Regions from separate parts of the Homo sapiens genome. Here region 1 is linked to region 2. A link is an interaction called in ENCODE POLR2A ChIA-PET data of the cell type or tissue named here. Cell type or tissue: OCI-LY7. All regions are shown on one strand. Links, peaks and the distances in the headings refer to the core of each region. The heading gives the core; the rest is flanking DNA.

What was found. Peaks named below come from ENCODE experiments on the same cell type or tissue, not always from the same donor. Only the 100,000 strongest peaks of a DNase experiment are listed, where the experiment ranks them.
Region 1: POLR2A ChIA-PET joins it to region 2 with 10 read pairs; 2 of 35 experiments call an interaction of 5 or more read pairs at or near these places.

Annotation. Positions count from the first base shown.
Region 1 is chr14:90,866,004-90,876,118 of GRCh38, forward strand. RPS6KA5 (ribosomal protein S6 kinase A5) reads right to left here. Exons shown (of 17, transcript NM_004755.4): 15 at 9,198-9,357; 16 at 7,629-7,792; 17 at 1-6,319. The coding sequence ends at 6,071. Among named protein-coding and RNA genes, the nearest start is that of LINC02321, 43 kb to the left of the region's middle. In OCI-LY7, for the core only: no CTCF peak of the experiment used is centred there; no DNase peak of the experiment used is centred there.
Region 2 is chr14:91,276,117-91,281,116 of GRCh38, forward strand. CCDC88C (coiled-coil domain containing 88C) reads right to left here. Exons shown (of 30, transcript NM_001080414.4): 28 at 3,122-3,190; 29 at 1,806-2,095. Among named protein-coding and RNA genes, the nearest start is that of GPR68, 34 kb to the left of the region's middle. In OCI-LY7, for the core only: no CTCF peak of the experiment used is centred there; DNase peaks (open chromatin) are centred at 2,385 and 4,205; H3K4me3 peaks cover 641 bases; H3K27ac peaks cover 3,274 bases.

The sequences.
Region 1 (10,115 bases), core at 2,582-7,581, 410 kb before region 2:
AGTTCTTATTTCTCTGAACGGAATTACAATTTATAAATGTAGGTCCACATGCAGATATCTTAATAAGTAGTGAAATACCAGTGTAGAAATACACAAATGAGTGTGGACACACCATAGAAAAGCAGAAAAATACGAGAAAAAGTGCATGTACGGAGTATGGGATGAACTGATGCAGTTAAGGAAGACAACTCACAAAGCAACTCACGGCTGGGCAAAGCTGGGAGGCTGAGGCGGGAGGATTGCTTGAAGCCAGGAGTTTGAGACTAGCCTGGGCACCATACTGATACCTTGTAGCTATTAAAAAAAAATTAGCTGGGCATGGTGGCTCATGCCTGTAGTCTACTTAGTCAGCTGCTTAGGAGGCTGAGGTACAAGGATTGCTTGAGCCCAGGAGGTGGAGGTTGCAGTGAGCTGTGATCACGCCACTGCACTCCGGCCAGGGTGACAGAGTGAGACCCTGTCTCACACAAAGGCAACTCATTTGAGCTGAGGCTTGGCTATACTTTTAATTGTCCACATAGAATAGAGGAAAAACAATGTTTTTCATCTTTTTTAATCTTCCATTTACCTTTTAGTAAGACAAATTCTTATCTTTATGTAAAACTGTGGAAGAGCAGTTACATAGATTGTTGCAGCTTAGATTATTTTCAAGAAGTTTAAATTCTACACATAAGGATACATACCATTTTTACCAGCTATACTTTAAAATGCCAGTCTTTAAAAATTCCTCTATGTGTATATGTGGTTTCTTCTTCTTTTCAAAAATTCATGCCTGTGAAGTTTTTAGGAATATTTTTCAAAACTTTAGTACTGAGGCATTAACTGTTTATGTGACACAGCACCTTTAAATTTCTGTTTTTATTCAGCCAAAGAATGAGAATTATTGTACATTGCTAGTATTTATAATTTCAGCAAATAGGATAGCAGTATAGTACCTAAAATAAACTATTAGGAATAACTGAATGCCTACCACAGCAACAGAGCTTTAATGAGGTTAATTGTCACATACATATCCATTCCAACATAGCAGTGCACATTTCACATGACCAGCCTCTTATGTAGTTAAAAATAAAACTGCAGTTTTAAAATGTCAAGTTCCTCAACCTTACTGGATTTTAAAACAAAGCAAACAAAAGAAACAAGGATTTTCTAATCTATCTATAAGCAGAAATGTCAGAAAATAAAGCTACAGTATTCCATAAAACTTAAAATTTCCTTTTCTAAGTCATGACATTTCTCTTTTGTTCTGTTTTCTTTTTCTTCTAATATTAAGAAAATTTAAAACGTAAATGAAAAAACTGCTTAATGTGGCAAGGAACAAGAATGAAACTAGATTTTTTTTTTTAGTAAAGGGGCAAATTGTATACCAACATATAAATTAAAAGTGTTATGCAATGAGAAACAATAATGGAAACAGCATAATACTACATACTATCCCAGTTTCCTGTGCTCTGAAGAACAGCTGCTATACTAAATACTAACTTGACTTATCTGAAGTATTCAATACTTTCTGATAACCCAAGCAGCATTATATTAATAGTTAGAATACTACTACAAAATGTCCTTCTACCTCTCCCACAAGAAATACACCAGGAAACTTAAGCCTGATGAATAACTACTAAGAATCTTGTCTTTTAATACAAGTCTCCTTCTAGACACAAAATCCTAGCTTTTTGTAATGTGGTTAAAAGGAGTAATGGAAAAGAAATGACTGCCAATAAACATTTCCTATTTTGCACTAGGGTGAAGAAACCAAGACACAAACATTTGGAAGCCACTTTAGTTTCTTATTCCTTTTCACCCTAATAGTAGGAAAATATTAGGCACCTACTTAATTCACAAATTCATGAAACAGGGTGGACAACAGCCTTGTGTAGGGGAAGCATTTGGAATGGTAATCAACTACTTAATTACATAACAGGGAGCTGGGCATACAAAGAAAAGGGCTCAGAAGAAATATCTTGAAAAGTAAGCAATATAGAAGGTGAGGACAGAAGTGAGGCTAATCAAATGTTCTTAGCAAGATGTTGCCCCCCTGAAAATATGCTCCCCCAATAAAACACGTAAATAACTACTCTTAAGGAAAATATTTTCTCTAAAGAATGTCACAATTTGGAGTGAAGTTACTTAACAAAACAGGGAATAAAACCTTTAATGTTGGCTGTAGCAGTTATTTTCTTTGGGTAGATTATACTTAAAATATTTCCTTCATACATACTTCTGTTAAAATTTTTTTTTCCCATTCTTGAGTTTTACAATGTCTCCTATCCAAACTTCAAATTTCATTAGAGCCGGCTACATTTGTTTTAGTGCCAGATACAGGTATCAAGTGATGACAGACACTTACGTGAGGTATACAATCAATTAAAGACTGGAAATTGGGGTATTATCATGTAAGACATTTGAGAGGCCAAAAGTCATATAATTTTAAGATACTTCATGATGTTACAGTAATAATTCATCTATATAACAATTATTTTGACATAAGTGGCATATCAGAATTTAACTTATTTACTTAGATCTTAAGGAATATTAGATGTATTCTCACATGAACACTCAAATCATGCTATTATTATCAGTCACTGGGAGAACAGCCAAAGTAATCAGGCAGTCTAAGGCACATATAGACCCAATAATTTAGAAATTTTCACCATTATGAGGTACCCTGTTTTTAATAAATATGACAATAACAGGCGCTTGAAATGGGGGCAAGGTGAATAAGTATCCAGTCAATTGTATACTTTTATAAAGTAGTGTATTTGAGAACATAAACTGAGATACAAAAGGAATTTCCTTACTTTAAAAAAAGTGACTTCTATCTTAGTAGATTTCTTTAAAATAACTTACCTTATATTTAAAAGTTAGTCATTTACATACTTAAGAAATCAACAGTAATCTAAAAAAATTAAAAGGCAGTTTTCTTGGGTAATGAACCTGTGACTCCAAGACAGACAACAATGTGGAAATTAACTCAGGAGACTGACTTTCTATTCTAGTAATTCAGTGGTTTCTTACTTTATAAAGGTTTGGAAGAATTAATGAATTTCTTTTTTTCTTAAGACAGGGTCTCGCTCTGTTGCCCAGGCTGGAGTGCAGTGGTGTGATCACAGCTCACTGCAGCCTCGAACTCCTGGGCTCAAGCGATCCTCCACATGTTGGCCTCCCATGAGCCACCATGCTCAGCTAATTTTTATTTTTATTTTTGGAGAGACAGTGTCTCACTATGTTGCCCAGGTTGGTCTCTAACTCCTGGTTTCAAGTGATTCTCCAGTCTTATACTCCCAAAGCACAAGGATTACAGGCCTGAGCCACCACACTCAGCCAATCAATTTCAAAATGCTAATTAACCTCTTTCAGACACACGATCTGGCAGAGTAATTAGAAGAAACTGGTCTTTCTTAACATCTTTCCTCTATTATCTTCCTTTTCTTATTCTTGCCTCTCAATTTGTCATATACAGTTACAAAATATATGAATCAGGATTTATGTTGGCATGAAAATTATATGCAATACAATCAGTAAGTGAAGAAGGGAGGGGGTGGTGTGGCTCTAGTCCCAAAGTTAATGTCATAAGGAGAAATAATGTAAGTATTTGTATTTCTTAGATCTTCTTCTATTTTACTCTTAATACCAAAAAAAGAGTCCTATCATTTAACTTTTTATATATTTTGTAGTGTTTATTTTTGATGTGACCAAATGAAAGCTTTCTGAATTTTAAAGTGCAATTCACTGTATGTTAATACACAGCCTGCATAGGACCTAACTGCTTCAAACTTGGCATCAAATGCTGTCTTTTTGGTACTTATAAGTAGGGTGTAGATAAAGATATTTGACAAGAGTGCAACAGTGTTTGTTAAGGTCTTTTCAAAAGCCCATTTGAGATTATTCAGGCAGGCTCATCAGTTGACAGCTAGCCTATCTTTCCTTCTTCCTGTTAGTCTGACTGCCTTTTTACCCATTTCATCGCCTGTCGAATCCTCCTCAAGAAGAGGCAAGGGAAATAAATGAAAATGAAACCCATTAATTTCCAATATTCACAATGAAATCAATCACATCATCAATCTGTATACTGTCTGACCATTTTTCTGGATCATTTTCTATTAGCAACATAGTCCCTTTAGTTTGTACTTTATAACTAGTATTTTCTACCAGGATGCACAGTTTAAAAAATGGCTTGAAGAGCCAAATATGTTCCCAATATGTCCAATATAATTATAAATATGGTCATTTTCTTGATTACTAGAGATCTGTGCCTGATGGAATCACATTTTGTGAATTAGCAATAGTTTGGTAATAATTCACACAAAATTTCCCATAATTACTAGGAATAACTGAAAGCTGGGAGTAGAAAACTTTCATTAACTCAATATTATGTAGCCATTTGGGCCAGCAAAAAGTGTAAAATATTATTCCCAATAACCACTGTGGACAAAATGTGAACAGGATAATATAATATTTTGAAAATATTTTAATATTTGCCATTTTTTGCCTGTGCTATTAATATATACATTGATTTAGTAATAAATATACTACTATTACATAGAGTGCAATATTTTTAGTATTCATAACTGGTTGAAATTAATGCTGCTATAACCTCAAGAAAGGAATAAATAAATATCATGTCCAAATTCCAAACTAATGCTCAAAAGGTTATCATTAACAAAAACTATAAAATAAACATGTTGGGCATTATCTCTTTAAGCATGATTCCTGTAAACAAAGCAAAAAAATCACTTTTCTCAGTCCTGACATTTCACATGATGGCTTTAAAAGAAAATATAACACACAAACCCTATCACTTCTTTTTTTTTTTTTTTTTTTTTTGCATAGGGAACGAATTAATTGTATTTTTAAATGCAGCAATCTTTTAATGAAATGTTTTCATCACATAGTACTTGTTTTCTGTATGAATTCAGAACTTTTGAGCAATAAAAGTGCTCTGCATAAGTTTATAAAATATGCTTTCTGGATTTAAAATTTAACAGAAAAATTTCCAAACAAGTCATAGGTATGATTCTAAAATATTATGTACATAATATATGACTACAGGAGGAAATTCCTCACTGTAGTACAACACAGTGTACAAATATGAAGCACAGTGTTTAGTTTAATTTCCCTTTAGGTTTTCCTCACATTGGTGCATAAGTGGCTGACTACATGACACAACATGCCCCATTCTACTTGTTGCATACAAAGTAGAAGAGGAATGTGAGGACAAATTTAAAGTAGAAAATGAAAATAAATGGCAAAAATACAGTGCAAATGCTTTAAACAGTGCACTTTATAAAATAGTTTGCTTTATTCATACTTTTTTATAAAGTGCAATATTACTTAAAACAGAGAGACATGTACCTTAATATTCTGCAATAACCATTAAAACAAATTGCCAGGAAAGAGCAGTGCAAAATTAAAAACATACACATAGCTTAGCATGCATCTCAGATGGATCCCGAATACAGAGTATGGGACCTTGAGTTCTTATATCTTTTTTTTTTTTTTTCACTTTTTAGAAAAAGTTTAATAATAGCAGGTTATCATCATATGTAACCATAAAATAAAAACAATAAGTTAAAATCTTCTCTCAAGAAATAAGTATATGCCACACATAAAATTCATTACAGAATCTTTTTTGAAAACAGACCCCTTTCTCTGATAAATCATTGTTTGAAGGGTGCAAATTTCAAAAACCCACATTGTCCACAAGGCAAAGCAAAAGGTATCATCACAGTATGAGTCATTTCTTGTTGGCAGACATCTGGAAAACCTGTGACTTACAAGCAGCTCAAATCTAGCCCTAATTAAATTTACAGGAACCTTTGCTCTTTCAAGAATAGTCTTGTTGGCATCATGCTAGGTTGCTAAAAAGAGTAATATGTGCTCTATTCACAGTAACATTCTCTGTCCAGTGCTTTTGAATGAGGATAACCAAACAGGTTTTCCTGAAAAAAATCATTAGGAGGCAGATTCCAATGAGACCAACGGGAAACATTTTTAAAAGCATAAAAGATCGCCTCAGGCATATGCTGAGGGAATAAAGGTGCAATGGATCACTGATACACTCCTACCATGCCTAAGCTACTGAGTCCGAGAACTGGAAGAGGGTCTCCGGGTTATTGCTGTCGGCAGGATTGCTGGGCTGCAGTGTCTTGGTGGGTGTAGTTTTACCGTGAGAATGAGAGGAAGAAGAATGGGAACTCTCACTGGAACTGCTGCGCGTCTCGGTACTGGTGCTAGTCTTTTTCATTTTTCTTCTCTTAGCCAAAGGGGCCTTATCAACATTCTGAAGGCAAAACCCCTCTCTCTTGTATTTGTTAAAGGCCTGGCGGGGGAAAAAAAGGGAACCCCTGTGAAGGTAAAAGTACTGAAGCTTTCCTAGCAGTTATGACTTACAGCAGAAGACAACTTTCCATTGGCAACTGCAGCCCCAAGTTGTTTTAAGGGAACAAAGCTCTTAAAACCTTTATATCTAAGTCTATTGGCAGGGTGGAGAAGTTCATGGGAAAAAAATTCTGAGGGCTCTGTTTATATCAAACTAGCTAGGCGGTCTGAGAGTCACAATTCTAATAAATCTTTTGAAGAAGTTAGTACTACATCCTAATACGAAACAATTGACTGGAAATTCCTGAAGACCATCAGTAATCTAAACTATCCCCATTGCTTTTACTGGTTCTGTGTCTAAGATTTAAAATTCTGAACACAAAGTCCCAATGCAAGCAGACTTGACGCATTCTGAGTCTTTGCTCTTCAGTCCCATTCAATGTCATTTGGATATATACTGGACACTTACACGCATGGAGAAGCACAGCTCTACAGCTTTGCCCTGGCTTCCTCCTCCTGCAGCCTGTCTTCACTCTCCTTAGCCTAGGCTTGGATAATGCTGCAGTTACACCTTGTAGTTGTCACCTTGCAACCTATGTCACTGAGAAGATTTGGATCATCTGATAGAAATTCTTGCAGTTAATCTCTTTACCATCTCAACATTTCCTAGTTTATTACTTTTTAAATCCATTTCTGCTGCTGAAGAAGCACTATCCCTATACCTTCTCCTTTCTCAAAATAATCCCTTTGAAGGTGACTTTCTGTTTCCCTAACTCATCTTATACTATACTTCACATGAATTATCTTAATATATTTGCATCTGCTTGGCACAAATGTGCATAATCCACAGTTTCTACCAAATAGTCTCAGTCTTTCAAACATACAATCTATACTTAATACCAATGAACTTACTTCATATCCCTCCCAGTTTTAAGAATGTGTGATGTACTAAATGGTTGTAAAATGAATGGACTTTCAAATATGCCTTAGTTCCTAATGTTTATTATGGTTTTTAAAGAAATTTAGTCAGTCTATTTGAGAGGAAAAAGTTCTATTATCTCATCTCATAAGGTCATTCTAAAAATTAAATATGTATTTTGTGGGTTAGCAGTGACTCTGGTCCCCTGTGCACTTATTGTTATAAAGTGTTTATAACCATGAAGCAATTTATAAAAACATACCTAAAAGTAAAAGGACACATATTATTTTAAATGTGAAACAAAGAAAACGTATCTGAGGCTACAGAGTAAGAACATTTGATTATGATTCCTACTCAAACCGCCCAACATGTACAGAGCACAGGGCCTTACGTGGAAGGTTGCTTTCACACAGGTATGCACGGCAGCTCCGGAAGATCCTAGAATATCCGGAGTCATCAGAGGATTGGAGGACAGCTGACTTCCATCTTGTAGCCATTCATTGTACCTCAAGCCAGACATTTTAAGCCTTTTGTTTGGATCTACTGTGAGAAGTCCTTTGGGAATAGATATTTTTATTTTATGATTTGTCATTTTAAACATGGTTTAAAAACAAACTCAGAAATAAATCTCAGCTATGTTCACATGACATAATGGTTTCTATATAGCTTTAACCTCCTACAAAGATAATTAGATTTTCCTATTCATTTAAATTCTTTTGTGAATGCTGGAGTCTAATGATAAAGTCACAGTAGCCTATTTCTAGGAAGCTCCAGGCGAAGTGGCTTTTCAATCAGGAGAAAATAAACATCCAAAACAAAGATTCCCACTGGTGACTTCGTAAGCTCCAAATGAGCAAAAAGCACACAGATCTACTTCATCCATATACCAAACATTTACTGGCCATCTTCTATAGGTCAGGGAGTGCAGTAAGGCACTAGAGATATGGAGATGGAGATGCAGAGAGGAGCTATTAATATCAGAAGACACACAGGCAAAACCCCAGCTATTATAACATCAGGGATAAGTGCGATAGCAAGATACACAGGCACAGTGTGTTAGCAGGCCTGAGGGAGAGTGTAGCCTAGGGAGTGAGGGCATCCTGGAAGGCTTCTAGGAGATGAATCCTGTAGGATAAGGAGAAGTGGCTATGGAAGAGGATTAAGAGCATGTAAAGACACGGAGGGATCTGAAAGCTCAGCATATCTGAGGAATTCAAATATCCTGCAACGGCAGAGCTGGGGTGAGGAGGAAACAAAGGCAGACAGGACCAGGTCATGAGGGGCTTTGAATGTTAAATGCTAGGCTAAGGAGTCTGACCTGAAGCAAACAGAGAGTCTCCAAAGGATTTTTGGCAGAAAAGAGGCATAATCACATAGGGATTCTAGAAAAGTCCCTCTATTGACAGATGATGAACAGCTTAAGTCAGAGGAAGTGAGGCAAGGTGAAAGGATGCTGCAGGATTTGGGGAGAGAAATGGTGATGAGAACAAAGGCAACGGCAGGTGAATGGGAAGGAAGGGACCGGACTGCTAGGAGCGCTGCTGAATGTGTAGAACTCTGTGACTGGCTGCAGAAGGCAGGCAGGTGCAGGTATCCAGGAGGACGCCTAGGTTTCTGTTTTGGTGATCTGGCTTCTTAGCAGTGCCACTGTTGACAGGAGGAAAGACAGGAGGAGGAGCGTGTTTGGGGGGAAGGACAGTCAAAAAGTATTGGTTTGTTTTAGATGTGCTTGACTGAGATGCCAGTGGAAGTCAAGTGCTAGCTCATGTTAGAAATGTGGATACCATTACTAAAGAGAATGTTCTGATAAGAAAACAAGGCTGAAGAGAGTAGCCTGGAAGCCTTTTAGAATACACATGGATTCCTCGAGTAATTAACATATGAATGTATGTGTAATGGCCATGATTCTACTTCAATCACTACACATCATATAAAATGTAAAATTTCATTAGATTCTTACCTTGGATCAAATCTTTAGCCTCTTGGGATACATTCTTCCAGGCTTCTCCTTCAAAGGAGAAATCTCCCTTTTTAATTTTCTTCATGATTTCCACCGCGCTGGTACACGTCAAACTTCGGTCATGAGATTGGAAGGGAACCTGTCCTGACAACATTGTGTACTATCAGGGAAAAAGTAACAAAACAGAATGACTACCCAGATCTGTTAAAGCCACTCTAATAATCCTAATAGTAACGTAACTGGTGTAATTTACCAATTGCTACAACTAGCATGATTGAGTTTAAAAGATTACGTGATTCCTCAGGGATCTAGAACTAGAAATACCATTTGACCCAGCCATCCCATCACTGGGTATATACCCAAAGGATTATAAATCATGCTGCTATAAAGACACATGCACACGTATGTTTATTGCGGCACTATTCACAATAGCAAAGACTTGGAACCAACCCAAATGTCCAACAACGATAGACTGGATTAAGAAAATGTGGCATATATACACCATGGAATACTATGCAGCCATAAAAAATGATGAGTTCATGTCCTTTGTAGGGACATGGATGAAGCTGGAAACCATCATTCTCAGCAAACTATCGCAAGGACAAAAAACCAAACACCACATGTTCTCACTCATAGGTGGGAATTGAACAATGAGAACACATGGACACAGGAAGGGGAACATCACACACCGGGGACTGTTGTGGGGTGGGGGGAGGGGGGAGGGATAGCATTAGGAGATAAACCTAATGCTAAATGATGAGTTAATGGGTGCAGCACACCAACATGGCACATGTATACATATGTAAAAAACCTGCACGTTGTGCACATGTACCCTAAAACTTAAAGTATTAAAAAAAAAAAGATTACGTGACTTCTATCACTGAGGCAGTGAATACATCTCAAAGACTTGTAAACCAG
Region 2 (5,000 bases), core at 1-5,000:
GCCAGACCAGTGGTTCTTAAACCATGGTGCCTACCCAGCCGCAAGACCATTATCTGGAATTTATAAAGATGCAAATTCTCAGCGAGCCCAACCTCAGACCCATTGATTCAGAAACTCAGGGGATGGGTTCTGTGGTCTGGCAAGGCCCCCAGACGATTCAAACGCACGCCTGAGTTTGAGAACCACAACATTAGACCGCTAACTTCTCGAGGGCAGGCCCTCCTTTGTTTTTCTCCAGCTTTGGCTTCTCCAGCTCCTTGCACAGAGTAAGTGCTTGGGAAAGAGAAATGTTTAAATGAAGGAAGGCCAGGGCCATGTTTTATATTTCTCTCGTGTCAACTGCAAGGCTGGGCACAGCACATGCAGGCAAAGAAAACCTGCTGATGAACTGGTTTGCTTTGCTTTCCAAGAGCAGGCACCATGCATACTGCTAAACATAAGACTGCAGGTGCTCAATAAATATCTACCAAACACACACTTTCTTTTCTGTGTCACTGTGCCCTAGTAATGCAGGTCACAGGGTTTACCAGAGAGCCAGACAAAGTCCAAATGTGTTTCTTTAAGGGGAATGAGATGGAAAGACTGAAAAAGGCTGAAGTTTTAAGAATCCTCAAAAGGGCTCAATTGCAGACAGTGAACTTCACTCACTCAGTAACCCAACAGCTCACGTGACAAAATTCAGAGCACTTTAAAGACGTATGTGCAGCTTCAAAAAAGCTAAACGAAGACCTACAGAGGTGGCAGGAGGTTGTCAACAGGCAGTGTTTAGGGTGAGGAGCTGCAGAGCTGGGGCCAAATCCAGCTAGCCGCCTGTTTTTGTATATCCTGTGAGAATAGTTGCTACATTTTTATTTTTATTTTATTTTTTCTTGAGACAGAGTCTCGCTCTGTCGCTCAAGATGGAGTGCAGTGGTGCAATGTCAGCTTACTGCAACCTCCGCCTCCCGGTTTCAAATGATTCTCCTGCCTCAGCCTCCCGAGTAGTTGGGGTTAAAGGCACCTGCCACAAGGCCCGGCTAATTTTTGTATTTTTTGTAGAGACAAGTGTCTCTACAACTCTGCTTATCTTTTGTAGAGACGGGTGTATTTTTTGTAGAGATGGTGGCCAGGCTGGTCTCAAACTCCTGGACTCAGGTGATCTGCCCACCTTGGCCTCCCAAAGGCTGGGATTACAGGCGTGAGCCACTGCATCTGGCCAGTTGCTACATTTTTAATTGGTCAAAAAGAAATTTTGTAAAAACGTATTTCACATCATGCGAAAATCATATGAAATTCAAATGTCAGTGTCCATAAGTAAAGCTTTATCGGATGTCAGCCATGTCCATCTATTGACATAGGATCAAGTGTCTGCTTTCTCGAATGTGGCAGAATTGAGTAGCTACAACAGAGACTGTGAGACCCAGAAAGCCTAAAATCATTCCTCTCTGGCCCTTTCAAGGTCCTTGAAAGTTTGCCAATCCCTGCTGGAGAAAATGCAGGGTAAGCGGGTACTCAGAGCTCTGCCGTGAAACCCAGCGTGAGATCCTAGCCCTGTAAGTCAGGTGCTGGCCACGCACCCTTGGTGCGGGCCACAAGCTCTGCCAGCTCACTTCCCAGACCCAGGGGAGAGCAGCCTCCAGGGTTGGGGCTGGCGGCTGGCTTGCGGTGACTTGTCAGCTAGTGCTCTAGTCAGCCTCTCATGTCCAAGCCAGTCCTGTGCCTAGGCCACGCCACCCCCACCCCATCCTTTCTGCAGCTATGATCTTGAGCCAGGAAGAGACAGAGAGGGAAGAGAGACGGGCCAAGTCCGTGTCCGGATCACTCACATGGGTGGGGGAGCTGCGGTTGCTCTCCTCCAGGAACTCCTCCAAGGTGACCATCTCACTGCTGGGGGAGGCCGAGCAGGGCCGCACTCCGACGTAGGGAGGGGCTGTGCCCCTCTTCTGGGCACCCTCCTGTGGGAGAGGCCCGTTCCGAGGCAAGGGGTACTCGTGGCGGCCGAGGGCGTTGCGTCCCGGTGTGCTGGCTTCCCGGGGCAAAGTGGCCAGGTCCCTGCTGGGGATCAGGTCTTCGCTGCTGAAGCTCTCAGACCGGCCATGGAGCTGCTCGGAGGAGCCTGGGTGTCAGGGCAGGAGACAGAGGACCCTCATCAGTCTTGGCAGCCCTCTGGTGGCTTCTAGAGGCTTCGTGCTGCCTTTGCCCACTTCAAACTATCAGAATAAAATCCCTTGCCCGAAAACCCAGGGCTTATTCCCACCAGGCTGAAAGTCTGGACTCCTTTTGAATTTCACTTTGGCTTTAAAAACAAAATACTTTGAGATAAAAGTGGAAAGCTTCTGCTGAAGTTTAAGTTATTACTGGCTGTAAGGCACTGCCCTTGTCAGCGCTCGCTCATGCACGTATTCAAAGCTTATTCAGCACCTGCTATGTGCTAGGGGCTAAATGTACAGGGAAGGTTCATGAAGAAAGACCACATTCTGTCCCTAACACAAACCATACATGTTCCGAGAATCAAAATCCTCCACATTTGTTCTGTGGCCACAGTAGAATGGAACTAGTGTTACTCTCCCCATTCTTCAGATGAAGTAAATGAGACTCGGGACCTGTGACATGCCTGCATTCTCAGTGCTGCTCGGGGGAGAAGGGAGCTGAACCCCAACCCATTCTAACTCCCAGCCTGTGCCTGAAACTGTACTGTGTGGCCTCTGAATGCGTCAGAATGCATTTGAAACCCCTAGTCATGTATTTTAAAAATTATAATAATATGACCCCAGAGCCAAACCACCAAATACACTTTTTTTTTTTTTTTTTTTTTTTTTTTCTGAGATAGGGTCTCACTTCTGTTTTTCAGGCTGGAATGCAGTAGCATGATCACAGCCCACTATAGCCTTGACCTCCCAGGCTTGAGCGAGCCTCCCACCTCAGCCTCCTGAGTAGCTGGGACCACAGGCATGCGCCACCACGCCTAGCTAATTTTTTATTTTTTTAGAGATGGGGTTTCGCCATGTTTCCCAGGCTGGTTTCTAACTCCTGGGCTCAAGCGATCCACCTGCTTGGCCCTCCCAAAGTGCTGATTATAGGCATGAGCCACTGTGCCTGGCCCAAATCAATTTTTAAAAGTACACAGAAGCACAAGACTTACCTTTTAGGTTAAGAGGTGAGCTGTTGCTGGATGTGTTTCTACTGCTCTCTAAGCTACTTGGCCGCGACACTGAAAGGAAATGGCAGTGTTAAAATTAAAAAGCCAATGACCAGGTATATCCCAGATGAGCCATCTAAGAAAAACGATGCAGCAAAACAATCCCATGCCAAAGCTAAGCCCAACGCCCTCAGGAAGGAGGAGCTCTGGGACTCCCTCTGCGCTCCAGTGAGGAAGCCTCACTTCACCAACGGAGTGCTGGGCACAGCACAAGCAGCCATCAACAGATGATACTCTGCTTATCTACATTTATGAGGCCTGGGGCTGCAGCTTCAAACAACTTCACAAAGGAAATCTCACACAGAACGCCAGTATAGAGGGCAGACAAAAAAAAGGCTGTGCTGGGTGAACCAGAGGTTGAGGTTGCGGGGGGCCCTCCTCTATTACTGCACAGAGCTTTCTGGAACACATGTGGACAGCCGAGGCCGAGGCCACGGGAAGAGAGATGAGGACCGTTCAGGGCCATGTGTGCGCACATGTAAGGGCACGCACCTGAAGGTGTCACGTCAGGGGACCCACAGGGAGCAGGTGCCAGGGGCCTGGGAAGGAAGGGGGCACTCCCTTCTCCTGGACATTTGCTATTCTTCAGCTTCTTTGTGTCATTTGCCTCAAATTTACATCTGCCCCAAAGGAAAAAAATCAAGGTTTATGGTGCTGAGGGCACCTGCCCACCTGGCCACAACAGGTGCTTGCCTGAGTGTGGCTCTGCCATGCCACCCCACTGCAGACTTTCAGGAAGGCTGGCACCATTCCCTACAGAGGGCAGGCCATCCCTTCCAGGGCCTGCACACCTCTCCTGGGCCACTCCTCCAGCGGCCCTATCTCGAGAGCAAACATGTCTACGCTGCTGTGCTATGAACCCCCGTGGCAGGGATGGCATTTCAGTTGTCCCTGCCACCCCCAGCACCCAGCAGGTGCTGAGCTGAGCCACCTCAGGAGCCTGCAGAAGAGACACCTGGGGTTCCTCTGCTCACTGTGCCACCAAGGCAAGTTCACTCAGGTTTCCTGGGTCCACAGGGCACCTGGTTCCAAGGGCTGAGGTGCTCTGCAAACAGCAGATGTCCAGAAAACACCTGCTAGCAAATATGTTTGAAACTGAGCCAAAAACATACTTGGTGATAGCGAATAGCCTAAAAACAGAATCGGTCCCCTCCCTGAGCAGTGAAAATGTGAAATAAACAAATGCACATCTCTCTTAAAAAAATAAGTAAATTTCAGTATAAGGAAACCGTGATAGCGATCAACGGCCCAAAAGCACCATTGTTTATTCAAGTACTGCAATGCAAATCCTTTTCCCTTCTTTTTCCTAAGAGAAGCTAGAGGAAACAGAACATTTATGAAAAAAGTTCCTATGGTTAGCTGACTGATCGCAAATCTGGCTGCTCAGGGAGATGCACCCAGCACACGAGGCAGATTTCTTCTGTTGGATTAGCCTCCACTCAGTGTAAAGATGTAAGACTCCCATTCATTCAATTGTTTCATTACAGTTCTTTACTCAAGTAGAAGACTGTAAGAATGTCATCAAGCTTTTTAGACCGTGGATAGGGGTAGGAGGTGATGCCAGCTCCTACACTTACCGAGCCTTTCACAAGTAAACTGAAATCGATGTAAACTTCAAGGGGTCTTTTTAGGATTATTTTCTCACCCTTGTAGGGTTGCTTTTCAAAAATTAAACCAAAGCAGCTTTTGATTTTTGAGAAGGCAGGTACTGTTTACTGTCTCCCTTCTGCAGAAATTTATAACATGCTCGAATCCAATGACAAGTGCTTCTAACAATTTCCAAGACTAAATACGCCTCAGAGCTACTATGGGCAACTGCAGC